Regions from separate parts of the Mus musculus genome. Here regions 2, 3 and 4 are each linked to region 1. A link is a loop called in an ENCODE intact Hi-C map of the cell type or tissue named here. Cell type or tissue: left cerebral cortex. All regions are shown on one strand.

Region 1 (8,000 bases):
TGAGAGGATAATGCTTGAATTACAAATGTGAACAGACTCCTATTGGAGACCATTACCCATACCTTGAGGAGTTTCAACTGCGAATTGGACCCAAGAAGGAAATGGAGAGCTAGCTAACCATAGGGACAGCAGTGAGCTCAGAGCACTGGGGGTAGGTATCCTCATATGCCTCAAGGTCCCTCTCTGAAGGTGTACCCCAGGCCTCTCACCAGCCAGCGGTAGCCTATAGCCTAGATCTATTCTCTACGACCAAACTGTCAGGGAAGGGGGCTGAGGCTGATGCGCTAGCTCTGCTTTCGTTGAAACCTCCTTGGAAAGTACTTCTCAGCCGGAGCTCAAGCTGTTTGCCTTAAAAGGATAAAATATCTGTAAGGGGAAAAAAAAATAGCTGGCTGCAGAGGCATCTCATACCAGACTGAGAAATGCTACAAGCCCCGCGCTGCTCTTCCAAGAGGGACTTGTCTTTGTTTCACCTTCATCAATTTCAAATTTCATAGAATCAACTGAGACTCAAGGAAACATTCCCTCCTGCTAGCAAGGCCACTTCCCGGAGCAAAAATTGGAAAACCAACTTAGGATGGTGCCTGATCCTCATGAGTATTTGATGGCTGGCCAGGACTTGTGGCTGGCTGGAAAGAGAAAACATGCTTACCAGCTGAACAGAGCTGGTGACACTTTTGTGTGGCCAGGACTGTTGCAGTCCACCCCGGAATCAGACGGAAAGGGACAGTCCAGCTGTGATGGGTAAAGCACAGCTGCAGCTGCCTCATTCCACTCTGAGCAGCATCTGCTCCCAAAGCGTATGAAGTGGAGTAGTCTGCAGCGTGGGGAGCCAGGTGGGCTAGTGAAGAAGTTGTCAGTGAAGGAAGATGAGAGTCAACTCTGGACTAAAATATGTAATTATTCTGTAAGCCCGATCCCCAGCGTGACTGAATCAATCCTGCTGGTGGCATCCTGCAAAACTGTGTTTAAAAAGCTTCCTCAGCAGTTTTCTAACAAGCAACCGTGGTTGAGAAGAAACGGGCTTTGGGGAGCACTGCATGCTTACTTAGAAGGATAAACAATAAGACAATATATGTTTATAATCTCATAAATAAATAAATAAATAAATAAATAAATAAATCCCACCATTGCTTTTGCAAGCCAAGGAAGATTTTTAGCCTGTAGAGGCATTCAACACATTAGAGGGGAAATTTACCCTGGTCCTCCATTTTCTGTCCTATAAACAGAACACGCCCTGTCGTCTTCCCATCACAGTGGCTCCCCAAATTCCATTTCACATAAGAACTACCTCAGGCATCATTTGAAAAAGTCTGATTTTAATTCATTTGAGGGAACACTCAGGCAATGAGATTTTTAAAGTTCCCCGGAAGATTCAAATGTGCAGTCGTGTTTGGGAAAGAAAAAAAAAAAAGTCCTACCTAATTTCTCCCAAGGTTTTGCTGCTTCCTCTTTGATTACAGGCAAACAGATACTTTCCCCAGAAGAGCCTATTTGTTATTCTTAGGTTCTACAGTTCTACAAGCCCTTAATCCTTGCAGGCCTTGGGACAGTGTAAGAACCTAGAGGAGGCTGAGAAAGGCTCCAGCAGATCCAATTCTGGTTCCGGTGTTTTACTAAGCATGTGCCTTACCTTACAGGAGTCTAGGTGTTCTCTTCCTCAGGCTGGGAAAGGGGAGCAATGTAGAATGTTCCCTACACACATGCTGCAGTCCATGATGCTAGGGAGAAGGAGATGGCTCAGTGGATAAAGTGCTTGCTGGAAAAGCTTAAGAACCTGAGCTTGAATCCCAATATGCATTTAGAATCCAGGTTTAGCACTGAGAAAAATAGTTTTGCCCATACAGGAAGCAGGAGGTTCATTCATAGATGCTATTTTAATATAAATAAATGAGAGAGAGAGAGAGAGAGAGAGAGAGAGAGAGAGAGAGAGAGAAGGGAGGAAGGAAGGGAGGGAGGGAGAAAGGAAGGAAGGAAGGAAGGAAGGAAGGAAGGAAGGAAGGAAGGAAGGAGAGAAAAGAAGGAAAAAGGTGGCAGCAATTATTGAAGATATTACAACATCAAGAACTGCCCATGTTGTGAGCACATTCCCACATAATGTGTATGTATGTGCATTTACCTCCCCCACACATACACACACACTCATACACACAGAAGAAAGGACATGACACAGGTTAAGCAGAGGGAAGATATCTGGCACAGAGTAAGTGTCCCATGAAAATTAGCATGGTGGTAATAGTAGTGGTGGTGGTGGGGGTGGTGGTGATGGTGGTGGTAGTGGTGGTAGTGGTGGTGGTGGTGATGGTGGTGGTAGTGGTGGTGGTGGTAGTGGTGGTGGTGATGGTGGTGGTGGTGGTGGTGGTGATGATGGTGGTGGTGGTGGTGGTGGTGGTGATGGTGGTAGTAGTGGTGGTGGTGGTAGTGGTGGTAGTGGTGGTGGTAGGGATGGGCAGCATCATCCGTAACCTGGTATTTCAGAACAGCTACACGCTGACATGCTGCCCTTTCCTCTGCACTGAAGCACGCAGACAGACCACCAATCCCTCCCTGATGTTAGATTCAATGACACCTCTAAGGAAAAATCCAAAGCATCCCATAGGTATTGGTCTGAAGAGAAGCATCTGCATGATTTTCAACCAATACCTAAGTATGGCTTCCCAAGTGCAGGCAAGCTTTCAGATAGGGTCTTTGCCAGTTTTTGGTCACAAGGGACTACCTTTCTTGCAAACTTTGTTCTCATATTGGAGCATAATTATATGTCCACAAAGTATAGTGCTACTTTTAAACCTCCTGGAAAATAGAACATAGCTTCAACAACATTCCTCTTGTCCTACCCTGCATCTTGAAATGTCTTCTCCTGCTCTACTCTCCTGGTTTTTTTTATCCTAATAACTACGATCATAAAATACTATTCCAAAACAAGTGTACGCGTAGGAGTGAAAGCGCACTACTGTTCACCCCACCTTGCATTAAACATCTGCTTTGTGTAGTTGCAGTTTTTGTGCTATTGTTTATATTTATATGTCAGTTTGGGAAAGAGAACATACCCCTGACCTTACCAGCAAAAGTGGACTTACAGGAGTTCAAACAGGCTGTACAGATTTCACTTCTCAAAAGAAATTTTCCTTAAGGAGCCAGCAAGGAAGGCGATCATTACAAAGGATGGTGGGAGGGCCTAGAAGTGGTGTCAGAAGGCTGGGTGTGAGGAAGTAGAGAGGAGCTGTCACAGGAGGGGTGGCAAAGAACACTAGCTCAACAATTCAGATTAGGATTCAAAATGCCACAGATGTGACTGTATAATAAGCTGTTGAGCATGCTGGTAAGTGCTGATTTCAGCATGTGAGTATTTGCCACATTGTCTTGTGTTCTCAGAGCCAGGAAGGTTCAAGTCAGAGGGCCTGAGATGCTAGCAGCAATCCCAGCTCCTTGGGATGGGCAGCAGCACCTATGGTAGAGATAGCAGAAAGAGCAGCAGCCTGGTATTCAAATATGGTTGCTAGGATACCATGGAGACCCTCCATTGCTAGGCAGACAGGAAAAAAAAAATGTTCCCATATGCCTTATAACCTGGAAACTGCAACAATGGAAACACTGCATGTCTTACTCTACCCTTTCCTAGCAGAAACCCAAGCCCAACTCTTGAGTGAAATAACAAGCTTGGAGATGCACCCCAGTCAAGCAAGGAAGCTGGCCATTCATATTCTCAGGCCATCCCTAGAGCTACTTTATTTAAGGCTTGTCAGTATTTTCATTGTAACTCCCAGTTTATGGGCAAGCAACTTGACTGTACATCCAAACCCCCTAATGGGATATTTAGCAGCATGATCCAGTATAACATGATAAAGCCTTTGTACAGACTTCTGTTTCACTGCATAGGCTGTAATGTCAAATTAATGTTCAAACTTAAATTGGAAAGTATTATAATAACCTTAGGTCAGACCTTAACTCCCCCACGGAAGCAGGGGAGATGAATTTCAATAACTAACAAGATTGCATTCCCATCTACATCAGTCTGCCCAGATATGTGAAGAATCTGCAGAGCTGGCCTATGGCGGATAACTCGGCTGTTTTCCATGAGAACACGCAGAAAGGTACTTGGCTTCTTCAAGAGTCTTCATCGCCTGCTTTTTAGCTAGGTTAGATATTCTTACCTAGTTGCTGTAGTTATAGTGGAAGGTTAGAACCGAGAGCTTCACCACTAATAACTAGCACTTGATCACACATGCGCGTGTACACACACACACACACACACACACACACACATACACACACACACACACACATACGATTCTGGATCATTCTAAAAAACAAGTTTCTCTTATTACACTTTATAAGACCATAGAACCTGAGATACTCCGTCCCCTCTATGGCACTCCACTAAAGCTGCTGGTTACCACCATTCTCTGGATGTACCCTGTCTCTGATGATGGCTAGGGTTTGTATCATCCCTCACTCCCTTCCATGCTCCCCTCACAGTATAAAGGGCTTACATCATAGCAGTCTTCCCAAGTCCTACAATGCAATAGCATGTCCTTCAGAGGAGTTCCTGATAGCATACAGTTCAATGGGAGCCACAGAAGCCACCAACTCTTTTTGTGAACTGGGCTGCATTTCGCGTCACTCAGCGTTCTGAAATATTTACTTGTACGTACGACATTGTTGGGTCCCTTGGTAACTCTTTATTAACAAGGGTTCTGTGCCTTACAGTATTTTTCCATGTGGCAGGTATTATCTCATACAACTATTGGGCTGATTTGCAAGGCTCATTTGAAGTGTAATACTGTGAAGAAATCTATGTTTTAATATTAGGCTACTTATAACAACACTGGAATTGTGTGATTCCATGACTTCCTTTAAAATTAAACACATAGCATTTAAGGAGATCCTGTTTCTCTTGGAATACATAATATTAAGGTTTAGACAATCACTCAGGGTCTTCTATGTTTTAATTCCTCCCTAATAGGAAACTATGTGTCTCCTTTACCTCCGATGCTTCCAGACTATTTCACAGTCACAAAAATGAAACAGAACAGAACCTGTCATCTCCCTCTCTGAAGTGAAGCCACCTCAGGGGTAAAAAGCAACAGCTTTACAAAAACACACAAGACATTAACAAGTTTTGATGGGAATTCAAGTCAAGATCGTCCAATCAAAATGACACGGAAGGCGGTGACAGCAAAATGGAAAAGGTTTGGGAACAGCGAGTACCTCTTTAGGAATGAAATGTCATGAAATAGAAGTTCATGTGAACCGTCGGCTGGCCTGATCTCACGGACTAGATGACTAGCTTTGTTTGTATGTTCCATTGTTAAGGGGGCCCTTTTGCCTGATGTGTTTTGGAACAGAGTCTAGTGGTTTTACATTCTTAAATAGTTCATTGGCAGAAGTATAAACAGATTCCAACTCACTACACCAGACCTTCCCCTCACATTCATAAATAACCTAAGATGGGTTAAAAGGCTATAACCATACAGACTACGGAAGACCAACATCCCCACTGAACCTCACAGGTGCAGCACAAGTGTCTTCCCCTGTAGTAGAGTCTGACAGAGGCTCTCTTCCAGGTCTCCCCTTAAAGGGAAAATTCCAACTAAAAATTGTCGAGATGATAAAAGTTATCGGGTTACTTTACATTTTGTACTGCTTTTTATACTCAGACAACCAGTTGTTTGTTAGGAAACAAAAAGGAGTTTTAAAACCTTGTAATTCTCAAAAGGCAGCCACAGTAAGGAAATGGTAGATGGTTCACCTCAATCACCAGATAACCGAAGAGAGCATCAACTGCTCAGTTAACTGCATCTCCTGGAAAGACAACCCAAAACTAAGGGGAGCATGCAGCTAAATCAATTTCAGTCTACTTACATACTTTTGCCTCAACCATAACTTAATCTTCAGGAAAGTGATTACATTTAAGTTCCACTAAAGATTAAAACCATAAACACTTGTTGCCAGCAAGTCAGAATAATAAAATGATTCAAGCAATATACATTGAAATGCAAAACAAACAAAAAAAGTTTTTAGATTGGCACATTGTCTTAGTTCTATGTGAAGCTATCTTGTCCAGCCACTTTAACCACATAGGATAATAACTGTTTTGCATATAATATACTTGATTTCCTCTAAGAAAAGTACACTACCACTCAAGGCAATTTTATTCTGGCTTCCTTTATATACGTGTTAAAAAAAGAACAGATGTTTTTCAAAAAATATTTAAAGTTGGAAGGAATCTTACCATTTTCTCCAATATAATCCTTCAGAATTACAAAACTCACAGGGCAATACCACCTTAGCAACCTAGCCTGTTAAAGGTATCAAATAAACACAGGCGTGCAAAGCCTGGTTCAACAGATACAGTGTCCTACAGAGATGCTACAAGTATGTTCTTCTCTAGTTTTACTTTCCACTGGGAATGTTTATAAAAACATGAGGGTTTTGTGTCACACACCAATAGTCAAAAGTCTTCTAAATGTACCACATTCTGTAGTTCATTCCCCTTGCCTGGATTTCTTTAGGCTTTCTCAAATAGAATGCTTAACTAGAGTTATCAGCTGGGTTGATCATACTGAGTCTAAAAGTCTATTAAAATGGTCTTTTTTTTTTTTAAATAAGAGCAGACTTTGTTCTGGGTTACTCCAAAGTCCTGCAGATACTAAAATGACAATCCTATAGAATAGTTAAAGATACAAAAAGCTGCCTCTGAGTTATATTTTCATTATGCAAAACTTGGCCCAGGAGACATGGCCATGTACCTTGTTAGCTGAAACAGGCGAACATGCCAGGGACTGCAAATTAATTTACCAAAGAAAGCTCCAATGGATTCGGTTCACTCAGGTTTCTAAGACAAATTGAAATCAGCTCATCTATCATGGTAACACGGTCAGGTCGAAATCTCAGAAATATTTCTCCTTATCAACTCTCCCCTACTCCACAGAATCCAAACTCCGTCTTTAGCTAAGCCCGTAAATGACTCATGGGGTAGGGAGGGCCAGCATGTATAGATTTGACTTTTAAGTTCTCAAAAGTGTATGTAATGTGTACTTCTGAGCCCTTCCATCCAAGAAATACAAATGGCAATAACCAAGCATTTACTTTCTCTTCTTATGAATCCCCTGTGTTTATGAAGTAAAGGGTTCCCAGGGACCTTCTGTTATTATGTAACATGTGTCATCCAGCCGTGTTATGTAGTTAAGAGCAGGACAACAGAATCCTCTGCTTTACCAATTATGTCATTACTATTAATTAAAATGCCATTCAGATGGTGTTCTGGTTCTGTTGCTGTCCCATCCCTGCTGTTCACTCTCCATATGGACTCTGGGCTCGAGTGTTGTGTAACAAGTTTCATTCAGGGTCCCCATCCAAGTTATGAATCCTACTGACACTAAAACTACACTGCTCTCTAACACACAAGAACTGCTAGCAGCACAGTGGCTTGAGACCTGAATGTGAGACACAGCTTGGTCCCCACTGGAAATAGCATGTGCTTGACTACACTGTCCCTGAAAACACATTAACCCTCTGGGGGGAAATGAAAGTGTTCATTGGGAACCATGTGAAAATTCTTTTAGGAAAAACAAGTAATATTCTCTCTTGGATATTATGAAAACATTGTTTTTTAAAAAAAAAATCAACAGACTAGGTTTCCATTTATGGATTGTAAATGTCATCCAACTCAGGAAAATTTTAAAAATTCTTCTGTTTTATATGTATATTTTCTTATTCTTTTACACTTTGATGGTGACAGAACCTCAGGTTTGAACGGTACCAGCATGAAGCGCCGGCGGCATGTAGAAAAATCCAGGAGAGCCACAAGAGCTTGGAAAGTCAGGGTAATATCAACGCATTTCATTTCAGTCTGATGAGCCTGCAGTTAGGATTTTCCGGCTGGCCAGGTTGGCTGGGGCTTTGGGGAAGAAGGGGATTCTGGTTCCTCCGTTCAACAGCCACTCACACACACGGTCAGACACACACCTGGGGCGCGTCCAAACTATGTACAGTAGGTG
Region 2 (8,000 bases), 130 kb before region 1:
TGACCTAGGAAAGATCAGTCGATCTTTCTGATAATTTTCCCACAAGAACTGTACCTAAACCCTAGCTCTATCCTGGTTGCCAGTTTCCACAGGAAGATGGCAGCAATGTGGTGTAATTCAAAGAGCTCGGAGTTTGTTCTATGCCTTGGAGTGTGTGCTATGTCTTGGAGTGTGTTCTATGCCTTGGAGTGTGTTCTATGCCTTGGAGTGTGTGCTATGTCTTGGAGTCTGTTTGGTTCTACGACCTTTGGTTTTAATTCTGATTTGAGTAAACCAAAAATATTTTTTTGGCTCTGTCACTGGTAGTGGGTACATTCCTAACAGACCAGTAACAGCTTAAAAATCATGGTATGTCTTAAAACAGAATTGAAAAGTATGCATGTAAACTTCTTTCACTGGAACAAATACAATAAAACACAGAAGACTGAACAATAACAAAATAAGTGATGATATTTCTTGCTTCTTGTCTAAGTTTCAAATATAGCCTAATATAAACTCTCAGTGGACTTTTGTTTCAGGCAAAAGATTTACATTCCCATTGACACATTTACTACCCACACTTGGTGTTTACACACACCACCAAATAAATATGAAGGACACAGAGATGCTCTGAACTCAGAGTCTAACTGGTGAAAAAAAGATGCAGAAAAATGAACAATCATATGAGAAGTCACATGACCTGAGGGGGCCTCGTCTAGGCACAAAGAGGAGGATTGAGAAAGGCCACAGAAAGGTTGACCAGGGACAACTGTCAAAGCTATACTTTGAAGACGTATTCTTTCAAGTTAGATATAAATATATATATATAATGCAGGAAAAGCAATTACATAAGCAGACACATCCATAGGGAAGAGGACAACCATGTTCAGGAATGGCATCTGTTCTCCTTTGTTTAGCTTGTTGCATCAGGCAGCACATTTGCTGACTACTTGAGCTGTCAGTCACAGAAAGTCAGGTATCATCCCATCAACCCCCACAGACCTCCATCGATGCATAACGTCATAAAACCACCAAAGGAGAACCAGGCACATTCTCAACTCAGTGTGGCTCATGGCAATGGGGTTCTTCTTAGGGATCTTGACACAGAGATTGAAAAGCCCCCTAGGTCTATGAAAAAGGAAAGGAAAGGAAAGGAAAGGAAAGGAAAGGAAAGGAAAGGAAAGGAAAGGAAAGGAAAGGAAAGAAAAGAAAAGAAAAGAAAAGAAAAGAAAAGAAAAAAAGAAAAAGAAAAGAAAAAAGAAAAGAAAAAAGAAAAGAAAAGAAAGCTCAGTTACAGCTACATTTCCAGTCTGGACTCACTAGTACTTGTTCTGTCCTCACCAGTTTCTCATCTGTAGAGTGTGACTAATGACAACTGATGTCTATCTGCAGCAGAACAGCTATGTGGTGAGCGAGATAGAGAGATATTCTCACTATAAATATTGTTCTGTTGAGTATGATCTTACCAAAGGAATAAGACAAGTGTACACTAGAATGCAGGGGGCAGAAAGGTTAGTAAGCATTGGAATTCTTTTCCAGTAGATGTACAGGAAGGTGAAGGAACACAGGAATGGACACACAGAGGCAAGCTGCTCAGATACTCAGGATGAGATACTGTTGCAGTGAGTCACAGGAGGACCAAACAGCAGGTCACTTTTTATCTTCCTGTCACTCTCAGGAAATGCCAAAAAGTAAAAATAAAAAGACAGCAACAACAGCTTTTCCATGCACTCGGTCAGCAGCAGCTACCTCAACAGGAAACTCTTCTAATGGTTACAGACTCCAACGGTTCATCAGAAATAGTACAACTGTGTAGGAAAGCAGAGGTGGGGCTGCCAACTTCATCCATCCTAAGAGAAGTACATCACCAAGAAACGCCAAAGCAAGAGAGAAAAAAGTTTTATTTTGTTTGTTTTAGATAGCAAAATAGCTCCTCGTTTCTTGTTTCCTCTCTAAGTCCAACCATAAAAGAATGAAGTACACAGATCGTCACATATAGGACCCAGGGGAAAAGATCACCTGGCTAGCCACAAGCTTTCATGTGGTACTGTGCACCAGCAAGAAAACAGGGTAAGGCAATATTCAAAATAGATCCTTCCTTCAAAGAGTTAAGACTAGCTTTAAAAGAACTCTCCAAAGTTCACTTTGCAAATATTAGGAAACTTGCATCATCTTGATTATCCTTTAAGAAAGTACTGCTTTATAATTGGGGAACCATAGGGCCCATAGAATTTAAAGGATTTTTACAAAAAAAAAAAAAAAGTAAAACTTGCAGTTAACAGAAGTAGCATTGAAGCCCAGGTCTTCTGAGTCAATGTCTTCCTATAATACTAACCACTGGACTTGCTGATAGTGCTTTTCATTTATTTATTTATTTTCCTTAAAGCATTGCCACATCTCCTGCTGTGCCCTTGGTTGCCTAGAAAATTTCATTCAGGCTTCACATTTTCTCTTGGCCGTTAGTCAGAAAACAGTCCGGATAAGGCTCTGTCATAAATCACCGCCGGCCTCACAGCACAGCATTACACTTTCAGGAAATGCCAAAAAGTAAAAATAAAAGAAGCAACAATACTTTTTCCATGCACAAAGCCAGCAGCAGCTACCTCAACAGCAGTGGCAGCTTCTACAGAAAGAAGGGCTGCAGAACCGGATGGGATGGAGATGAAAACCTAAGAAGGAAGGTTCGTTCGCCTCTCTCAGCTCATGAATGTGACTGTTGACAAAAAGCAGGCAATAAGTTTAAATTTACACATAATTATTCCACAATGAATTGAACACGACATTGAAACTGCATCCCATCCCATTAAATTCATTCAGTATTTTTTAAAAAGTTATAAATCTGAGTGTGTGAGTGTGTGTGTGTGTGTGTGTGTGTGTGTGTGTGTGTGTGTGTGTGTGTGTGAGTATGCACACATATGTAGAACTCTGCACACGTACACAGTGGTACATGCATGTGGTGGCCAGAGACTAACTAGCCAGCAACTCCCCACATTTGTATCTTTCTCTGCTTCCCGCACAGCACGAGTGCTCATGCATGCCCCTGTGTCTGTGTTGTGTGCCCTCACAGCACGAATACTTGTGCATGCCCCTGTGTCTGTGTTGTGTGCCCTCACAGCACGAATGCTTGTGCATGCCCCTGTGTCTGTGGTTTGTGCCTGATGGGGATCACAGGCAGGTCTGCATGCTTGCACAGCATGTACTTTGCTGACTGAGTCACACCACCCCTGGCAACAGTGTTTGCATTTTTTTGGAGAGAATGCTGACATTCGCTTTCTTCAGCGCAGTAATTCTACTCTGGGAAAGCATTAAGAGGTCACCACTTAGACAAACCCAGTTGCTGTTCTCTCTCCTTCCCTTCTTGCTCTCTGGATCCAATTACACTCCAAGACTCTTCAACTCTGCTTCTGAGATATCCCTCCTCATCCCATACCCAGCACCATTGTGGAATGCCACTTTTTCTCATCTCTCTGTTAAGCTTGCTGCTCCTTTCCGCTTTTATTTCCCACAACTAATCTCCCTTCTTGGTAGCAAGTCTGTTATCAGCTGAGGTAGTTTCAACAGAATTAAGGTGATGTTTGGAAACAGACACTGGCCTTTAAGTTTAGAGCAAGCACCTTTCCTAGCTTTCAAAGTATACCATAGCATGGTGTGATGATAACTGTCCATTTCCCAGCACATAAAACGGGCTTGTTGTAATTCTCAAACAAACCTTAAATCGTTTTGTTTCAAAGATTTTCTATCCCTTCTATAATACAACTGAAGAATTTCTTCTGGAAAGTCCCAAGCACTATCGTCATATGTCTTTCAAAATTACACTATGCTCTCCTTTAATTTATAAGCTTGACCCACTGATCTTATTAATTTTGCCTTCTTTGAGAAGATTGTATGTCTTCTAAGTAAGTCTAGGCTATCTGCAGGAGAGGTGATTCTGTGCTAATGCTCTGACCACTGTCTGTATATGTAGTAGATACCTTTTCTGGAGAAAGAGCATGAAACACTGATTTTGTGGTCTCAGGAGAAAGTGTATCTATAGGAGAGTAAGGGAAAGAACTTCACAACAGCAGAGAGAGCCAGACATAGAGGCAGCTTCAAGAGAAATATGTCCTGAGTCTACTTCTATGTCAGGAAATAGATTAGTCTCTAGAGTATAGGCTATCCCACAGAGATTTTTCCCCTCCCTCCCTCCCTCCCTCCCTCCCTCCCTCCCTCCCTCCCTCCCTCCCTCCCTCCCTCCCTCCTTCCTTCCTTCCTTCCTTCCTTCCTTCCTTCCTTCCTTCCTTCCTTCCCTCTCTTCCTTCCTCCCAGATAATTTGCCATCAGCCACTTTGCAAAATATATGAAACTCCCCAAGTCTTTCTGGACTCTGCATCTTTATTAGCCAGAGGCAGCACATGAGGAGCAACCATAATCATAATTTATAAACAAATAGTAGCTCCAAGAACTGGGTAACGGGGGGCACCCATCCAAAGGATTCTAGAGAAGGTGTCACCAACACCATCTATGGAATCTCTTATGACACTTCGTTTAACTCTTAGCCAGTACAATAATACACACTCAGTAAATCTGTTCAAAAGAAACGACTGCAGAAATAGCTCCATTATCCTACTTGAAGCATCTCAGTATGTTCTTACATAAAGCAACCTGTTCACTTACTATCTATCAGGTTCAGTTGCTATAACAACGCTTATAAACACCATATATATATGTGTGTGTGTGTGTGTGTGTGTGTATATATGTATATATATATATATATATATATATATATATATATATATATATATATATATATATATATAGTGCATGGTTGTGGGGGGTGAATGTCTGAGATGAGGTTGATGTCTACTAGTAATCATCCAAGTGGTTTGCAGCTACTGATAACTGCCCACAGCTTCTCGCTGTATTGTGGCCTTTATTATATTGTGATACTCAGGAAGAAAGGATCCTTTTCAGACTTTTCCCCTAAAGTAACCAAAATTATCCTGGAAGGTTCTACCCTATGAGACCTAGCTATATCTGAAAAGAACCCCCTTTCAATATCTTCACACTGGGGATTATATGTCAACACAAACACTTAGCAACACTTACTCCTAGCATATAAGAAAGAAAGGGAATGAGTGGTCATGCTGCATTTCTTGGATAAAGTATTTCACTACAAAGTCTGAACAAATGTATTTAATTATAATTTAATTCATACCCATAGAAAAATTTGAATCATTTATCATGGTTAGCGATTTAAGGTGAGAATATTGGGAGCAATTTCTAGTGAATGAAACCATTTTGTTCCTAATGAGAGAATGGCTTCTAGCAGCTCATCAGGCTACTGATTATAGCAATAAATACTTACAAAGGGAACCAAATATTTCTTCACAAAGCCCAAGAGACTCCCTTGGCTGTATTTAATCACTTGTGGTGTTGAGGTCTTCTTTAGATCAATGAGAAACAAATGAACAATGATATCTCAGTGGACAGCACACAGAACCTGTTAGGACCATTGTCCAATTGCCTTGTGTTTAAGTAGATGTTTCGGATAAAAGTCAGTATGGTGGATGACTCCTGAGTAATAATATTGAAACTTAACATCTGGACTAAAAAAGAAAACACACACACACACACACACACACACACACACACACACACACACCACATTCATACCCTCCCACACATGTGTGCCCCATACCACATGAGCACACACATAAACAGAACAAAGCACTGCAAATGGATACTATATTCAGAAGAACAAATGGTCCTATCTTGATGCCTAATATTCGGTGAGCACAGGAGCAGAAAGATGCAACTCCTTGCTAACACAGGCATATTGAAGGTGTTAATTGGGGAGCTTATTAATTCAGTAAAAGAAGACTGGTGGAAAAAAGATTTCAGAAGATGGAAAGAACCCCCATGCTCATGGATTGGCAGGATTAATATAGTAAAAATGGCCATCTTGCTGAAAGCAATCTACAGATTCAATGCAATCTCCATCAAAATTCAAAATCAAATTCTTCATAGAATTAGAAAGAGCAATTTCCAAATTCATCTGGAATAACAAAAAACCCAGGATAGCGAAAACTATTCTCAACAATAAAAGAACTTTTGGGGGAATCACCATCCCTGACCTCAAGCTGTACTACAGAGCAATTGTGATAAAAACTGCATGATATTGTTACAGTGACAGACAGGTAGATCAAATAAATAGAATTAAAGACCGAGAAATGAACTCACACACCTATGATCACTTGAACTTTGACAAAGTAGTGAAAACCATCCAGTGGAAAAAAGACAGCATTTTCAACAAATGGTGCTGTTTCAACTGGTAATTAGCATGTAGAAGAATGCAAATCAATCCATTCTTATCTCCTTGTACAAAGCTCAAATCCAAGTGGATCAAGGACCTCCATATAAAACCAGATACACTGAAACTAATAGAAAAGAAAGTGGAGAAGAGCCTCAAAGATATGGGCACAGGAGAAAATTTTGTGAACAGAACACCAATAACCCATGCTCTAAGATCAAGATTTTACAAATGGGACTTCAAAAAATTGCAAAGCTTCTATAAGACAAAGGACACTGTCAATAGGACAAAATGGCAACCAACAGATTGGGAAAAGATCTTTACCAATCGTAAATCTGATAGAGGGATAATATCCAATATATTTAAAGAACTCAAGAAGTTAGACTCCCAAGAACCAAATAACCCTATTAAAAATGGAGTGCAGAGCTAAAGAAAGAATTCTCAACTGAGGAATACCAAATGGCTGAGAAGCACGTAAAGAAATGTTCAACATCCTTAGTCATCAGGGAAATACAAATCAAAACAACCCTGAGATTCCACCTCACACCAGTCAGAATGGCTAAGATCAAAAACTCAGGTGACAGCAGATGCTGGTGAGAATGTGGAGAAGGAGGAAAACTCCTCCATAACTGGTGGGATGGCAAGCTGGTACAACTACTCTAGAAATCAGTATGATGGTTCCTAAGAAAATTGGAGATAGCACTACCTGAGGACCCAGCTATACCACTCCTGGGCATATACTCAGAAGATGCTCCAACATGTAGTAAGGACACGTGGTCCACTATGTTCATAACAGCCTTATTTATAATAGCCAGAAGCTGGACACAACCCAGATGTCCCTCAACAGAGGAATGGATACAGAAAATGTGGTACATTTATACAATAGAGTACTACTCAGCTATTAAGAACAATGAATTTATGAAATTCTTAGTCAAATGGATAGATCTGGAGGATATCATCCTGAGTGAGGTAACCCAATCACAAAAGAACACACATGATATGCACTCACTGATGAGTGGATATTAGCCCAGAAGCTCAGAATACCCAAGATGCAATTTACAGACCACATGAAGCTGAAGATGAAGGAAGACCACAGTGTGGATACTTTGGTCCTTCTTGGAAGGGGGATAAAAATATCCATAGGAGGAGATACAGAGACAAAGTTTGGAGCAGAAACAGAAGGAAAGGCCATCCAGTGACTGTCCCACCTGGGGATCCATCCCATATACAGTTCCCAAACCCAGACACTATTATGGATGACAACAAGTGCTTGCTGATAGGAGCCTGATACAGCTGTCTCCTGAAAGGTTCTGCCAGTACATGACAAATACAGAAGTGGATGCTCACAGCCATCCATTGGACTGAGCACAGGATCCCAAATGGAGGAGCTAGAGAAAGGACCCAAGGAGCTAAAGGGGTTTGCAGCCCCATAGGAGGAACCATAATATTAACCAACCAGTACCCCCCAGAGCTCCCAAGGACTAAACCACCAACCAAAGAGTACACATGGAGGGACTCAAGGTTCCAACCACATATGTAGCAGATGGCCTTGTTGGTCATCAACGAGAAGAGAGGTCCTTGGTCCTGTGAAGGTTCTATGCCCTAGTATAGGGGAATGGCAAGACAGGGAGTGGGTGTGTTAGTGAGCAGGAGGAGAGGGAGATAGGATGGGGAGGTTTTCAGAGGGAAAATGAAGAAAGGGGTTAACATTTGAAATGTAAATTAAGAAAAT
Region 3 (8,000 bases), 150 kb before region 1:
TGAAAACCACATGTCACCCCGATTCAGACATTTGTGCCTCACTTACCTGCCAGCTCAGAGACAACCCACCATGAATGGTGTTCTCAGTATCATGGTCTTGATGTATTTCTCTTCACAGCCTTCTAAAATTGATTCCATTTCCCTCTATATATTAGAGATTTTTTTCTATATCTAAATCATTTGTATTATCTAGAACCAATATATTTCATAATATCAATTTCCCAAATGAATTTGATTAGTCCTCAGCAGGTGTTTTCCATTCAAGAGCTATTTAGTTTAACCAGTTTTCTGAACACTTATTACTAGATTTTCACTATCATTAACAATGCTGTAAGTGATATTTTCATGTCTATGACAGTACAGTGCTTGAAAGCCACATCCCTTGGTTACATTTAGGAACTTTAAATTTTTGATAGGTACCCTAAAGTCTCAGAAATGGAGTACTGAGTGCCATCGACTTTATTTACCCAATAGAAACTGAGTCTTAAAAAGGTGACGATGTATTTCAGAGGACCTAAGGTTGATCATCAGAGTTGCATGGCAAGGATTTGATATCAGCTTCAGCTGACTCCAGACTTCACCACTTCCACCTGGATTCATGATTTCCTAAACCGCTGGGAATGGGAAGTGGAATATACAGCCCTTACATTGTTGGAATAGACGAGTCTGGTTCTAGGATGGGCAATGCAAAGATTCAGGACGAGAAAAACAATTGACCAATGACTCCTTTGCCCAAACCTGGATTCTACAGGTGTTTAAATATAGTGGAATGCACTCAATCACTTATCAAGTAATACCTGAATACCTCTTCACTGCCTGATGTGACAATATGCCAGGGAAATTTATCCCAAGATACAATGACATAGTTTCTACTTCTTGATGAAAATGAAAGATGTTAACCAAATCAGGGTAAGAATAGGGTGAAACTGTAACTAATCAGTATAAACATGTCAGTAATATGTAGGCTTAAAATAAGTTTTTTTTTTATATAGGCAAAGAAGTCAGGCTAGGATTCCTGGGGAAGATGCGTGCTGAGATAAAAATCCATTCAGGGTAGGAGTAGCAAGAGAAAGAAGGTAGCAACACAAATCTAGGGATTTCCAGGCACAGGCCTGAAAGTTCCAGAGACCATACTTGGGGGCTGAAGAGAAGAGTGCAGAAAACATAAGCAGAATCTATGTCCTGTAGGGTCTCATTAGTCTAGGAAGGGAGTGTTATTATTAATAAAATGGAAGTCACCAAAAGACCTTCAGGAAGGTACAAATCACTACAGCAGCAGAGTAAAAAAAAAAAAATAAAAAAAAAAAAAAAAATCATTACTTGGCTTTCCAGCAGCAATGCTCATCAGTTTATGGAATATGCAACAATACACACTGAAAGCAACTTCTCTAAGAAGAAACTCCATGTGCTTAAAAACCATACCTGAAGATTGCTAGGATCTCTCCTCTTCTCCCCTCCTCCTCCCCTCCCTTCCCCTCCCCTCCCCTCCCCTCCCCTCCTCCTCCCCTCCTCCTCCCCTCCCTTCCCCTCCTCTCCCCTCCCCTCCTCCTCCCCTCCCTTCCTCCTCCCCTCCCCTCCTCCTCCCCTCCCTCCTCTCTCTCCTCCTTCTTCTCCTCTCTCTCTCTCTCTCTCTCTCTCTCTCTCTCTCTCTCTCCCCCATCTGTCTATCTAGAAGAAACTAATTAAAAATCTTTTGTTAAACACAAAGTGCCACTGAAAATAATCACACCCATGACTAGGGGACAGCTATACATACAGGGTTAAATTATAGCACTTCCCAAATCAACTCAGCAGGAAATGCAACATCAAATTAAAATTAACTGACTGCCCCTAGAAGCCACTTGTGGAGGCACAGTTTTGGAAGAATCCACTTCGAAAAAGAGATAGTAGAAGACGGTTCAGAGCAGAGACTATGTCCCTAGTCCCATATCCCCAGCCTCTATATGTGTTCTGAGCATCCGAATCTACTGAGGAGTGAAGTTTTCAAAAGGGAGACAAGAATAATACTTTTAGGCTAAAGCATGCTACTCCAGCCCTTCAAACATCTGAAAAAATATCCCAGACATATGCACAAACTTCTGGAATGCTAACATTTAGACCAAAGAATGTGTGATCTCAACACCTGGCATGATGGAGTTGCAAGGGCAAATCACAAGACTGGCTTTCTCTGTGTACCACAGGAGGGCTTAGAGAAACTCTCTCCACCTGCTCTAGGAGATCCGGGGAAATGTTCATAGATTATGGTTGCTCTGAAGTAGAGCTGCCCAGAGATAGCCACGAGAAGACTCAACTGCCACCCACCATCTTCAAGACATATTGCATTTCTTGGTGAGGCAGCTGTGCCATTTTCCTAATCCCTCATGTCCCAGTGGCCACACTGCACATCCCCGGTGATACTATGCTGTACCTCTTGATACATACAGCTTTCTCCATATGGAATTCCTCCACTGCAGTGGTCCATTTTGTCTTTTAGCATCAAATTCTAATGTCTGTTCAGGGAACAACACAACGTTTTGGGGGGGAACTAGCTACAAATCAAGCATTTGAGATTTAACAATGAGTAATTTTTGTCAACCTGGAAGCCAACAGATCTTTTCTAGTAATCGAAGTTAAATGTGGTAAAATGTTTGAGGGAGATGGCTCTGCACCAGAACAACTTGCCAAAAAACTGAGACCCTGAGTTTGAGTTTGATATTTGAGACCTATGTGGTGTAGAAGAGAACCACTCCCTATAAGTTGTCTCTTAACTACCACACCTATTCTATAGTGTATGTGTGTCTATGTGTGTGTGTTCTCTGAATGTTGTGTGTGAGTGTCTTTGTCACTCTGAATACTATCTATATTCTCTCTCTCTCTCTCTCTCTCTCTCTCTCTCTCTCATGTGTGTGTGTGTGTGTGTGAATGGTGTGTGTGTGTGTGTGTGTGTGTGCATGTGTGTGCCTCTGTGTGTGTTACCTAGGCTACAATATATATGGAGAAGAAAGCAGCTTGTAGAGTCAGGTCTCTTTCTATTCTGTAGTTTCTAGAGATTGGACACAGATCAACAGGCTTGCCTACAAGTCTTTTTAACCACTGGATAATCTCACTGGCTCTATATGCAGTCTTGTTAAAACTATAGGAATGATATTTTTATTAAGCCTTCCTATCAGTCATTTGTGTTAAGATAGGTTTCATGATTTAAGATTGAACAAATCCTAGTCATCTGACATCCTCACATTCCATTAATACTCCATTGAGTCTCTGCAAAATTGTTCATATGTAAAGTTCTAATCAAGTTGGCATTCGTTGCATTGTTTGAGTCATTCAAATAACCAAAATCTTCAAAAGAAGATTATCAATCAAATCATATCCCTTCTCCCTCCTCTTCACTGATGAGACACATCACGGATAACTTACTAAATTTCAGATACACATTTTCATATTCGAACAATATATAGCTGAAAGTATTATTAAAAAATAATAAATGTGAAACATTACTGAACGCCTTTAAGCATAATAAATCTGTGTAAATTCAAGTGATGGAACTTTTTCTTTCTAAAAGAAAACATATTTTAGGTAATTTGTTCCATATTATGCCAAAATTTATTTCTGGTTCTTATTTTGGTAGAGAAAGGCCTCATCTCCATATTTGAATGCTTACTTGGTCCTCAGTAACTGGTACTCTTTAGAGAGGTTATGGCACACTTAGGAGGTTCAGCCTTGCTGGAGGAAGTACATCATTGGGGTGGACTTTATGGGTATATAGCATCGATTTACTTCCTGCTTATTCTCTCTACTTCCTGTGTGTGGTTGAGAAACGATCCATCAGCTTTCTGTCCCTTCTCCCATAACTTCTTTACATTATGGGCATTTAATCCTCGGAAACCATAAGCCAAAATTAATTGTTCTTTCTATAAGCTGCTTTTCGTTGTTGTATTTAATTATAGTGACAGAAAAGAAACCAGCATCGAGTAAAAGAATTCTGTTTCTCTGACCCTTTTCTTAAATATGGAAACCTTAATCAACTTCTGTTATAGTAACACTTTTGTGTCCTAAATTTTCATGACAATGAAATTGTTAAAATATCAGTCCAAAGCTGTCTCCATCTAAAATGCAATCCCTAATATGTGGAGAGAATATTTAAACACTGCATTACAATATTAGTAGGAATCTATCACATACAGTAAATGAAAATTATTATATGAATGCAATTGCTACCTCAGAAAGAGAAAAATTCTCCCAGAAAAGATTTAAAGGGGGAAATATGCTAAAATGATCTTATTTTTTCCTTGAGGAAATAAAACATATTAAGCAAGTTAATCAGCAAATATGAGTTCCTAGGAGACTTTTATGATATAACTATATTTAATAAAGTAAGTAATAGCTTAGTGTGTGAAATGGATCACTTATCTTCCCTACATTTGCATAGTTGAAATCCCATAGCATGATGGGTAGGATAGGTGGTAGAGACTTTGGGAGGGATGTGTCAAACCCAAGGTAGCCACTGCATGAATGGGATTACTGCTTTTATAAAACAGACTCCACTTTAGACAAACAGCCCATTCCACCACACAGACACTCCAAGAAGGCACCAACTGTCTGAAAGGAGATGTCAACAGATGGTGTACTTGTCAGCACCTTGATCATCAGGGACCTGGTGAGAAGGACATTTCTGTTTATAAGCTCTTCAGTGTGTGGAATTTTTATAACAGCCAAGGCAGACCAAAATAGGATACACATCCCCTTTCATGTATTTTAAACCAAAGTCCCTTCTTCCTATTTTTGTCACCCATGCTGAATTTGTAGTTGTTTTACATTTACTGGGAGGGTGAAGGTAGGGGGTAGAGAATGGAAAGTAATATCCTAGCTAAAATGGGCGAAGAGTTTTCATGGATTATTTCCAAGGTGGATGAGTTCATTGGCTCAGATTCTGCCCACCTCAGGCCTCTCTATAATTTCAACCATATGTGGGCCTCTTAAGTCCTGCTCTTGGAATAAACACAGTGGTGGGTGAGACAGGGCTTGCGTTTTACTTGAGAGTCTGCACACTTCTGTGACAAGGAAGTCCATTCTTTTGAGCAGCTAAGAAGCAGTTTATGAACATGTCAGAAGCCCTGTAGGTGGGGAAAAAAATGAAAGAAAAGCTGTGCTTATATATCAAATAACTTTTGCAGTCACAACAAAGTATAACATCACAGGGAAATTTTTCTCAATCATAAATGCAGACAACCTTGATATCTAGTCAGTTTTATGTCAACTTGACATTATCTATAGTCATCAACTGAGAAATTGTCCCTGTAAGATCTGACTTTTGACAAGCCTATCAGGCATTTGTTTTGTTTTGGTTTGGTTTGGTTTGGGCTGGGTTCTGGTTTTCCAAGACATGGTTTTTTTCTGTGTGCAATAGCCCTGGCTATCCTGGACCTTGCTTTGTAAAACAGGTTGGCCTTGAACTCATACCAAACCAACTGTATCTGCCTCCCAAGTGCTGGGGTGAAAGGCATGTGTCACTACATTTGGGTGGGAGAACATTTGCTTAATTAGTGATATGGTAGATACAGCCACCCCTGGCTGGTGGCTCTGGATGCTATAAGAAAACAAGTTGAGCAAGCAGTAAGGAAGAGGACAGTAAACCACACTCTTCCAGGGCTTCTGCCTCCAAGTTCCTCCAGGGTTTGAGTCCCTGCCTTGGCTTCCCTAAATGGACTGTGATTCAGGATATGTAAGCCAAATAAACACTTTGCTGCCCAAGTTTCTTTAGCCATAGTGTTTCATTAAAACAGTAGTAATCCTAACGAAGATACCACGAAGCCATTTTCAAGATGATCAGACAAAAGAAATTTACCAAATCCTAATGCTAGTCAGCACACTTTCTCTTATTTCAGTGATGTCCTCAGAAGGAAAAGGATGAAATGAACTACACTCTACCCACAGCCAGGCCTCACTGTCTCTAGTCATTCTTCAACATAGGATTTGAACTATGTGAGCCAATGTATTTTTAATCCATTAATCCTACTTCTAGAGTTTTATTCGGGAAATAACTGTATACGTATTATGAAGCTGTGATATCTTTCTTGAAATATCGTATTTGGAGTAGGAAAATTTTATCATGGAGATAGTCATAGGAAGGAGTTGGAGGGAGGAAATGGACGGGGAGAGATGGTATAACTATATTTTAATTTAAAAATAAAAAAATAAATCCATATGAAAGTAGAAGGAGGAAAATGTATTTATGAAATAGACAAATCAAGATAATCAGCCTTTAAAGAAATGAAGTAAAGACTGGAAAAAAGGTTAAGGCTTCTAAGAAAAGGGGAAATTAAATATTGCAGAACATGGGCATAATTAGAGCATCACAGAGTTCATGCAGGAGTGTGTGGACCCATGAAGCCACTGAGGCAGAGGAGACAATGTTGATCCATGCTCTATTTGGAATTCAAGCTTCAACTTTAGGCCTGCTGTAAAAGAAAAGATATGCTACTTAATCTGAATTAAATTAGGCTTTGCAGTAGACAAAAGAATGGCAGTGGGGACATATTGTCTGCTTCTCCTGCTTTGCCAGAGGAAAGTGTAGAAGAAGAAAGGAAGACGAGAACATTGGGCTTCCCTGTCTGCTGCTGATGACTGGACTTTGTGTAGACACCTCTGGCTGGATCAGATTACTATCTTCCTTTCATTATTAGCTTATCCAAAGGGATTAATCTACTGTTGATTATTTTCCTGTTTGAAAGGCAAGTTCAACTTTCCCATCAATGCAGAGGACATAGTGGAGAAAAATAGCTTTCACTTACCAATCTTCCTTTCTTTGGGGGAATACATTTACTTTAATGACTAACGTTCTCACCATGGCTGAGGCAGCTGCTGCAAACCAAAGAACTTGTACAAACACTGACTTTTACTTTCATCCTCCAACCTAAGAAGTCACTATTAACTAAGGAGCTGGGTGACACAAACTGAATGTCCTTTATATAGAATACTTGAGCACAGAAGTGTTTCTCATTTTGGAGTTTAGGGATTTGGGAAAATTTGTATGTGACCTTCCATACAAAATTTGTATGGAAGGTCCCTATTGGCATCTCTCAGCCAAGAAAGCATTTCAGATGTCAGATTTCTGGGTTAGGGTATAACTCATAATGCTGCTTTATAATTCTCAGAATGCATACAATAGAGACTTATCATCTTCATTAATTTGGACACCTTAGTTATATTGTGGACCTGGCTGGTGTATATAACAATTTAGACATAATTGTAATCTTTGTTATTTGAGGGTTTTACAGCAGTAACTACCACTGTGAGGTAACGAACTGACATAAAATTCTGTCACAGAAAGAGATCCTTATCTTGTCTTCTCACATCATCATTTAATGGAAGACTAAGTGGTCAGTTAACATTCAATATGCCCTGTATTGTTACAAAACTCTGAAAATTTCAAAGCAGATTATATTTGTCAGAGTACATTGGTTCTACTCAGCCCCGCTAACACAAGTACATCCTCTAACTTTGAAAACAAATCTATTTTTATCCATGTATCCCTTCTCACCAGAGACTGTACTAAATATGAAAACTCACTACAGAAATAAAGATACTTAAATTAAGCTTCTTATTTACAAACACAGCACTACAGGTGCTTTCTCCATAAGTGTAAGTCTCAGCATGGGACGAGGGTAACTGATATCAAGACAGATAATCTATAGCTCTGGTTTAATGGTGATTGCTGCCTTGAACACTGATATAATGTTTGATAATTTTGTGCATATTTTAACCTTCCATATCTTCTATGTTAGGTCTAAAGATGAGTCTTCAGTGATCTCCCTGTCTTTGTGCTTTTCTGGGCAAGATCTACAAAACACACACTCCAGCATCACATTAGCCATGCACTGTTTTGTAATAAATGGACGCACTTCAAACAACGTTCATTTATGATGTTGCAGCTTTTCTATTTCAGAAATCTGCCGAGTCATTCTGAGTTCCTTGTTCCAAGTCAAATGAGACAAAGATCAAAGTAACAGCAAGGATGGACA
Region 4 (8,000 bases), 310 kb before region 1:
AAAGAGAATAAAAACAGAAAACAATTCCTGCCACTTGTTGAGTTGGGGCAGCTGAAGTTGATGGTAACCGTGCAATACTCTCCCAATGGTGTTCAAGCTCATATCCCTACTCCTCAGAGCTGCCTGGAGGCAGAGGCATGCTCACCAAGATTGCTGGGATGCCGGAGAACAGGGTACATTGGCGGCAGGAGGCACACCAAAGCATCTGAATGGATGTCCGTCTGGCCCAGCCTCCGTCCTCTGAGAAGCAAAGCCATATCCTGCATAGCCACGGAGTTCACCCAGACTTACAGCATCCTACCCTGTCTTTCTCCCTACAAAACTCGCTCTATAGTCCTTCCTCAAGGCCCAGAGATCTCTTATCCAATCCAGAGGCTTTGGGGGGAATGAAGTAAATATGGTTATTAATCATACATCAGATATAACATGAGTGTTGGGTAACACTAAATAACTGAACACTCAGGTTAGAAGTTTCCTGTGAGGAACCTTTCAAAGTTCACAGACTCCAGGGTGCTTGGCACAGAGTAAGCAAATGTCCAGTTTGTTATGTGAATCCCAGTACCCAGGAGGATGAGATAGGAGGATCCTGAGTTCAAAGCTAGTGAGCTAGTGAGTTTAAGGACAGCCTCGGCTACACGGTAAAACCCTCTTTTTAAAAAAACCTCACAACCAAAAGATTTTAAAACCATCAATTAGTGATGTCATAGCCTCTCCAAAAATGTTTGGTTTGGTGCCTAAATTTACAGATGAGAAAAACAAAGACAGAGTTCACATGACTTTGATGTTAACTATAGAATCAAGCAACTAGAGCCTGCCAGCCCATGACTCCTGTATAAGTATTTTTCCCCCTAAATCAGTGTTTCCATGGGAATTCTAAAATTAGTGAACAATACAGGCTAAATTTTTTAATACTTTGCCATATCTGAGTTGAGGGCTGAAAGAGAAGAAGGGAAAAAGAAGATTGCACACCATGCACCCAAAAGCAAGCAGTAGCACACACTCTTAGGTGAGGGCTGAAAAATAAATGCCTCTAAGGAACAAATAACAGAGCCGGACAAGGGGAGGACTGAGGCGGGGTGGCCTGGCTGGGACACAGAACACACAGACCTAACAGGTGGCAGCCTGGTAGAAATAGCTGCTTCAGGAAGACACAGAAATGAGGGTTTCACGTGTGATCTGCCAATGTTTGTAACTGTAAGAAGTGCAATACACTGAGTAAACCAAATTAGCTTGCTGTCATCCACCTTTTAAAGAGGTGCCATGGTTCTCAGCCCCACATGTGCTCATTTCACCAGTCTGAGGATTCTGCCCCGGAAGTAGGATTCTCCAGAGGTCCCAGTTGGATCTATTTACCTAAGAAGTTAAGTCTTCTAACTCTAAGAACCGTCCCTGTTGATGTAGATGCTAGCTGAGAGTTCATTAAGAATGAGGAATCTAGGGGCTGGAGAGATGGCTCAGCTGTTAAGAGCACTCACTGACTGCTCTTTGGAAGTCCTGAGTTCAAATCCTAACAACTACATGGTGGCTCACAACCATCCATAGTAAGATCTGATGCCCTCTTTTGGGATATCTGAAGACAGCAACAGTGTACTTACATATAATAAGTAAATAAATCTTAAAAAGAAAGAAAAAAAAGAAGGAAAGGAAGGAAGGAAGAAAGAGAGAAAGAAAGAGAGAAAGAAAGAGAGAAAGAGAGAAAGAGAGTGAGAAAGAAAGAAAGAAAGAAAGAAAGAAAGAAAGAAAGAAAGAAAGAAAGAGGAATCTGGATTCCCATAAAATCTGGTGCTTTTCAGATTACAGCGAATCCCAAGGTGTAGAAGAAACTTTAGCTTACCTGTCTGTCAGCTGCGCTTTTGTTTTCTAGCCATGATTTGGTGTTCATATTTTATATCTGCTATGAAGAGACAATGGAGCCAGTGCAGAAGTTAGGATCTGCAAACATTTGCCCTTTCATAAATCAGAGCCTCAATTATGCTGTTACACTAAACAAATATTGCCCCAGGGACTCCAGGAGATGCGGTGAAAAAAAAAAAAAAAAACCCCACAAGCCTCGTGGATTTTCCCTGATTCACCTGAAACATAACCTTTGGCTTCTTTCATTCCAGATTACTACTGATTTTTATCATACATCTTTTAGCCTGTCAGTTATCTTCAGCATAAACGTCACTAACTGTCCCTTGTATGACATAATCTCTAAATTAAAAACACCAATCCCTGCTTGGCACAGGCAGCTTAACAATCTTCTGTCATCTGAAAATCCTGACTTCATTAAAACTCCTTGCAGTGCACTGGCTTCCCTAAAGGGAAGCCTCCTCCCCATTTATTTGTTCCTCCTGAGGAAAAAAAATTGATTATCCCTGATTCTACCAAGGCAGCCAGTCAATAAATGTTCAAATACAATAATCGTAATGACCAGAGAGCTTCATGTTCTTCCTTATCCATGAAGGTTGCCATGGTTACTGTTAAATCTTGTTTTGTTTCGCCAGTCTTTCCATTTTTTTTTCCACATAAGACTCCTGGGGGTTTACTGTTCATCCTCTCCATCTCTCAGCAGTTCATGGAAGATCTGAGACAACATACCTGTGATCTACATCTGTGACTGCCTGACTCCGAAGACATCATTTCTCACCAAGTTTTGATGTCAAATTAGAGAAACCTGCTTGAGTGATAGAATGTAACAAATGGGTTCAATAAAAATCACAACGCACTACTTTTCCAATTGACTGAAACTGTAAAGCATGCGGTAAAAAATAGAGCCCTTAAAACAGAGCTGTGCTTTGCTTTTAGTTTAAAAATGTTTTGTTTTACCAGAAACTCTAAAATGTGTCACTTCCATCCCCAAACAATCTAAAGCAACCCCTGCTCTACCTCTCTGTGGTTCTAAACAATAATATTTCTTAGAAGATAATTTATGAACATTTTCTCTTGGATGATGACCCTGGTGTGAAAGGATAGGGGTATCATGGCTGCCTGCTAGGTGATCCAGTAGGATTCCCTAATAGTGCATTGGTAAATGTGTTTGCCAGATTAGTTTTCTATCAGACTGCAGCTTGACTCACACCTGAAAGTTGCATATCCATATGTTAACTTTATCCAGCATCTGCAAGCTACGAGTGCTTGGGTACCTTCTCACCCATTCCTTATATAAACTCAAGCTAGATAGTTGGTTAACTATATCTCATCTTTGTCAATTCTGTTCTTATGTTACATTTTTCAGATAATGGAATTTCCAATAACTAGCAATGATATATGCCGTTACATCCAAATAGAGAGACAACCAACGTCTATGTAACTGGCTAGTCCCATGAACGATACTACACGTATATATTAGTAATGAGTATTGTTTTGTTTATGTTTCGTTTGTTTTTCTAAGTTAGCTTATATGAAGGTGCTGATATTTGGCCCCTTTAATCTACAAAAATGATAGTGTCGGATGACAGAGCCTAAGAGTTGATGAAGACTTGGGAAGCAGAGTCTCTGAGTTAACTGTAGTTTATTGATAATGCCCTGGACTCTGCAATTCTGTTCATAGTTCCAGGGTTTGAAGCATTAACTCAAAAGTAGGAAATGATACCATCTTTCTACTGTGGTGCACTGTCTTAGAGTCAGGTGGCTACATTGTGAACGAGCTATAATTTCTCCTGCTTATGTGTCTAGACCACACTGGCTGGAAGGCCACAGTAAGGAAGCCTAAAAGAGTTAAGTACATGATCATCTTCCTACAGAACCTAAAAAGCACAAGTTAAGAAGGCAGAAAAGGGAGCCCAAATGGCTCGTGCACAGTGGTGGGAATGTAAGGTAGCTTTCACATGGTGCTCTGTTTGATTTCTACTTGGATAGTTACATTTGCTCTGACTTGCAATGGTAGAACTGTTTTTCTAGAACTGTAATGAGGACTCCAAGTACAAACAGGATTGATTACATATAAATCAAATGCCAGGCTGAACGGCCACATACAGGAAATGGCATGGCTGAGATGGGGTAACAGTAATATGCAAGCTGTGTCTAAACCACTACTCATATTTCATAGTGACTTTGATTATTCAGCTTCTTGTCACTGTGACAAAATCCTGGGGGTGGGGGTGGGGAAATGATCCCAAAGGAGGTGAGATTTGCCTGGCCTCACTGTTTCAGGCGTTGATCCACAATTACTTTATTGTTTCTGGGTCCGTTGTGAGGCAGAATGTTGTGTTAGAGTCTCATGATAAGGCAAGACTGCTCATATGATAGCATCCAGGAAGCAAAAAGAGAAGGGACAAGATTAGGCTCCCACTTCATCCTTCCAGGGCACAACCACACCAAGTGACACAACATCCTTCTGCTGGAATCCTGTCCTGATGTTTTTACCACCTTCCAATAATACCAAGACGTGACAGGCATATCTTTAAGACATGAGGTTCCAAGGAACATGTCTGATCCAGGCTATACTAATGATGTATAGAAGATCCGGTCTTATTGTGTTTTATAACTCTTCTCCCAAGTAAAGGAAAATCAGTTTCTCTGATCTAGTTTACCATTTTATGGCCCTAATTATGGAAGTGGTCAATGTTACTCTTAAACAGCCAGTAACTAATTTTTTCTTGTCATTCTTCCACAACAGAGTATGACATACCACCTCTATACAGCTGAGTGGTACCCTTACCGTGTTAATGCACATCCCTACCTTTAACATGGAAGAGCTGACTGGTTGAAAGATCCAGGGTTCAGTGTAGCTAAAGGCAATTTGGGAATGCTGAGTCGGGTGAGATGCTGTATGATCAATTTTGTGTTCTTGGAAGAAGTCAGGGAGAATGAACGGAGCTTTTGAAGAACTTGGCGGAGGATGTGTTTGAGACTTTACTCTGATTCACATTGCAGCAAATCTAGAGGGTAGGATGCATGGTGTGAAAAGTGGGACTCTTACAAATCCAGACTGGTAAACATTATTTGTCATCCCATGCAAATGTGTTTCTTTGGGTCAAAATGAGCTTTTGGTTGCTGCTACCATTTGTTTGACTTTGTGACTGTTGTTCATGACTTGTGACATATTTGAGCTCCCCACATAAATAAAGACACAGGAGGAGGTATCACTGGAGAGCAATTGGAAATATATTTTGTCTTTTTAATGGCGTCTCAATATAAATATAGTAAAGTTACACATTTTTGTGTATTATTCATAGAGTAAATGTTCATGATAAAATTAGGAATGAGAATAAGTTTCCCTAAGCTAAAGGCTGCCAGGTCAGTATCTGGGTGTGCTTTCTTCAAAACCTCTTTGGTTCATTTGGCCGTTGGAAGAGTCTCTTACACGCAGGGGGGACTTGAGGCTGGTTGTGTGAGAAAGGAGTGAAGCCATGAGGCTTGTTGTGAATCATAACTGGCATCTATACTGACAACAAGCAAACTTCCTGGGCCTTGGTTTTCTTATTTGAAAAACAGATAAGAATCCTCACTTTCCAGAGATTTGTGCAGCCTTGGCTGAAAACTGTAAACCTCCAGAGACTCAGCTTGATCTCTGGAGCAAGATAGTTTCCCCAAAGGCATCCACAGCTCTCACCCAGGCTGCATGTTCTCCTTCCTCTTTTCTTCTTCAAAAAACTGTCGGACCAGTGTACGTGTGAAGAGAAGAGGTGGACATGAGAATAATGGGTCATAGGGACAAGTGGCGGTCCTGCAAGGAGGTGTGTTTTTTAGTGGGCCAATATAACCACTTCTGGATTTGAAATCTTAACCAGGAGGCCTGTGATTGTCCATATTGTGTAATAAATGCTGACATTATTTTTTCAGTCATGCCTTTTTGTAGTCTTGGACAAAGATATTATCCCAAAGAGGTTTATGACAGATCATAAGATTAAAAAAAAATGCTGGATCCATCAATTAGGTGACTATAAAAGTTAGCTTTATATTCCCCAAAATGCCCAACGTTTTTGTTAATATCAAAATCTACACACTTCTTATGTAAAACAAAATAATCTATGCTTGGTATTTATAATCTCCTTCCAGGATTTTCAAAAGCAACATTTCAGTTCTTTTTTTTTTCTACTATATAACTGTTTTCTAACATTTATTCAGATTTTATGTAAAAATTTCTTGTATTGTTTTTTCATAAAATTTTTTATCATAGTCTTTTTCCTCCTGCAACTCCTTTCAGATCCTCCCTAACTTTCTACCCAACCAACTTCATATTCTTTTTTTCTCTCAAAAGAAAAAAAACTCATAAAAAACTATAAAATGAATAAAAAACAATAAGACAAAAATACCCCCAAACAATATACACACAAAAGGCATGGAGTCACTAGAACAAATATTAAATATAAAGCCAGTCTAATTAATTGGAGAATATGAACATGTAATTAAAATTCTGAATTACAATGCGAACAGTTCTGTTTCCTGAGGGAAAGGTGTTACTTTGTAGGTTCACATGTGATGGTTCCTTAACTGCCTAAGCTCATAGAATTTTTAAAAATCAACATGGTAGTTCTAAATTCCTGCTATATAATCTATCATGATGTTGTGATAATGAGTCCAGATAGCCTGATATCAGGATATGAGTTAATTCTTGTAAAAACTTTAATACAAGCTCACAAGACTTTTCAGTTGTGAATGAGGTAGGGATGACAGATAGGTTTGCTGAGTATCTAGGGACATGTGGCATTTGCTGCCTGCCAGCTTGGAGCCACAGGGCTCCTTCCTTATTATGGTTGGCCCTTAGATCTGGATGTCAGACTGCTCAGGATTCACAGGTTGTCCTTGCCCCAGTGAATGACCCATAGCTACGTACATGTGGGCAGAAATAATTGAATTCAGTGGGCCAAAATAATAATAACAATAATAGTAATAATAGTAATAATTTTAAGAAGATGTGAAGTTGGGGGGGGGGGAGAGTTTACAGCTAATAGTCCTGGGGAAACCTGGAGGTGAAGTAGATTCAATACATGTATGAAGTTTTCAACAAACAAAAATACTATTTTATAGAAGTCACATGGAAATACTATTTAGTCTTAGGAAATAATAACAAAAAACAACAATAATAAATAATGTAGTTGTCAAATTCTTTAAAAAAGTAAACAATGATGGGTTTATTTCGAAATTTGAAACAATACCATTTGGAAGGAACTTGTTAATTTCTTTGCAATTTCTCATTGGCAATCAATCAACTGCTCCTTTGGTGTTTGGCACATGCTGGCCACTCCTCACCACCGTCTTAAACCATGCACCTTTGTTGGCTCGGTCCAGTTCAAGATTTTAAACACTACTGAGTAAGCAAATGGCGGTTCCAGAAGCCTCGCCCTCTTTCCTCTCACTTCTATCTTTTCCTTCCTCTCCCTCCCTCCCCCTTACCTCCATTCAACAAAGCATCCTGTTAACTGTACAGGATCGTCCATGTACATATTTGAATCAGTAGATTGACTCTGGGCTTACATGTATTCTCTCTCTCTCTCTCTCTCTCCCTCCCTCTCTCTCTCTTTCTTTGGTTTTATGGAGACAGGGTTTCTCTGTGTAGCCCTGGCTGTCCTGGAACTCACTCTGTAGATCAGGCTGGCCTCAAACTCAGAAATCTGCCTGCCTCTACCTCCCAAGTGCTGGGATTAAAGGCATGCACCACCATTGCCCAGCTCATCTTCTCCCTCTTTCTCGACTATTTTTCAATAAAGAAACAACACAAGTTACTTTCCAGCCATGTACTGCATTTCTCCACTCACTCAACATCTGCCCTCACTCCAAGAATCATTTTGGATTGCTTAAAAGATTCATGGATAGTTTTGAGTCTTGTGATTGCCCCTTCCCTTCCTTTTTTCCCTTGAGGCTTTATTGACTTTTTAAAAACGAATCTTCTCTTTCCCTTCCCTCTCCACTGCTTCTCTCTCCATCAGCCTCGGAGAGTCAGCGTTTCAGAGTAAGCATAGCATGACGGGGCCACGTGTAAGAGTGTTCCACATTCTGATAAAAGCCATACTCCCATCTCAGTTATGCGAGCTTTTACAACCATAATATTAGACAATGATATTCCTTCCAATTAA

The links. Peaks named below come from ENCODE experiments on the same cell type or tissue, not always from the same donor. Only the 100,000 strongest peaks of a DNase experiment are listed, where the experiment ranks them.
Region 2: a loop joins it to region 1, with 2.2 times the contacts of the local background. A loop is called at or near these places in 2 of 42 quality-filtered maps.
Region 3: a loop joins it to region 1, with 3 times the contacts of the local background. A loop is called at or near these places in 2 of 42 quality-filtered maps.
Region 4: a loop joins it to region 1, with 3 times the contacts of the local background. A loop is called at or near these places in 10 of 42 quality-filtered maps.

What each region holds. Positions count from the first base shown.
Region 1 is chr19:31,655,714-31,663,713 of GRCm38, forward strand. All of the region lies in intron 1 of Prkg1 (protein kinase, cGMP-dependent, type I), which reads right to left. Among named protein-coding and RNA genes, the nearest start is that of Prkg1, 4.7 kb to the right of the region's middle. In left cerebral cortex, no CTCF peak of the experiment used is centred here; DNase peaks (open chromatin) are centred at 361, 637, 840, 876 and 5 more places; H3K4me3 peaks cover 2,178 bases; H3K27ac peaks cover 1,116 bases.
Region 2 is chr19:31,528,365-31,536,364 of GRCm38, forward strand. All of the region lies in intron 2 of Prkg1 (protein kinase, cGMP-dependent, type I), which reads right to left. Among named protein-coding and RNA genes, the nearest start is that of Prkg1, 130 kb to the right of the region's middle. In left cerebral cortex, no CTCF peak of the experiment used is centred here; a DNase peak (open chromatin) is centred at 3,231.
Region 3 is chr19:31,509,733-31,517,732 of GRCm38, forward strand. All of the region lies in intron 2 of Prkg1 (protein kinase, cGMP-dependent, type I), which reads right to left. Among named protein-coding and RNA genes, the nearest start is that of Prkg1, 150 kb to the right of the region's middle. In left cerebral cortex, no CTCF peak of the experiment used is centred here; DNase peaks (open chromatin) are centred at 4,687 and 4,897.
Region 4 is chr19:31,342,548-31,350,547 of GRCm38, forward strand. All of the region lies in intron 2 of Prkg1 (protein kinase, cGMP-dependent, type I), which reads right to left. Among named protein-coding and RNA genes, the nearest start is that of 8430431K14Rik, 130 kb to the left of the region's middle. In left cerebral cortex, no CTCF peak of the experiment used is centred here; a DNase peak (open chromatin) is centred at 4,832.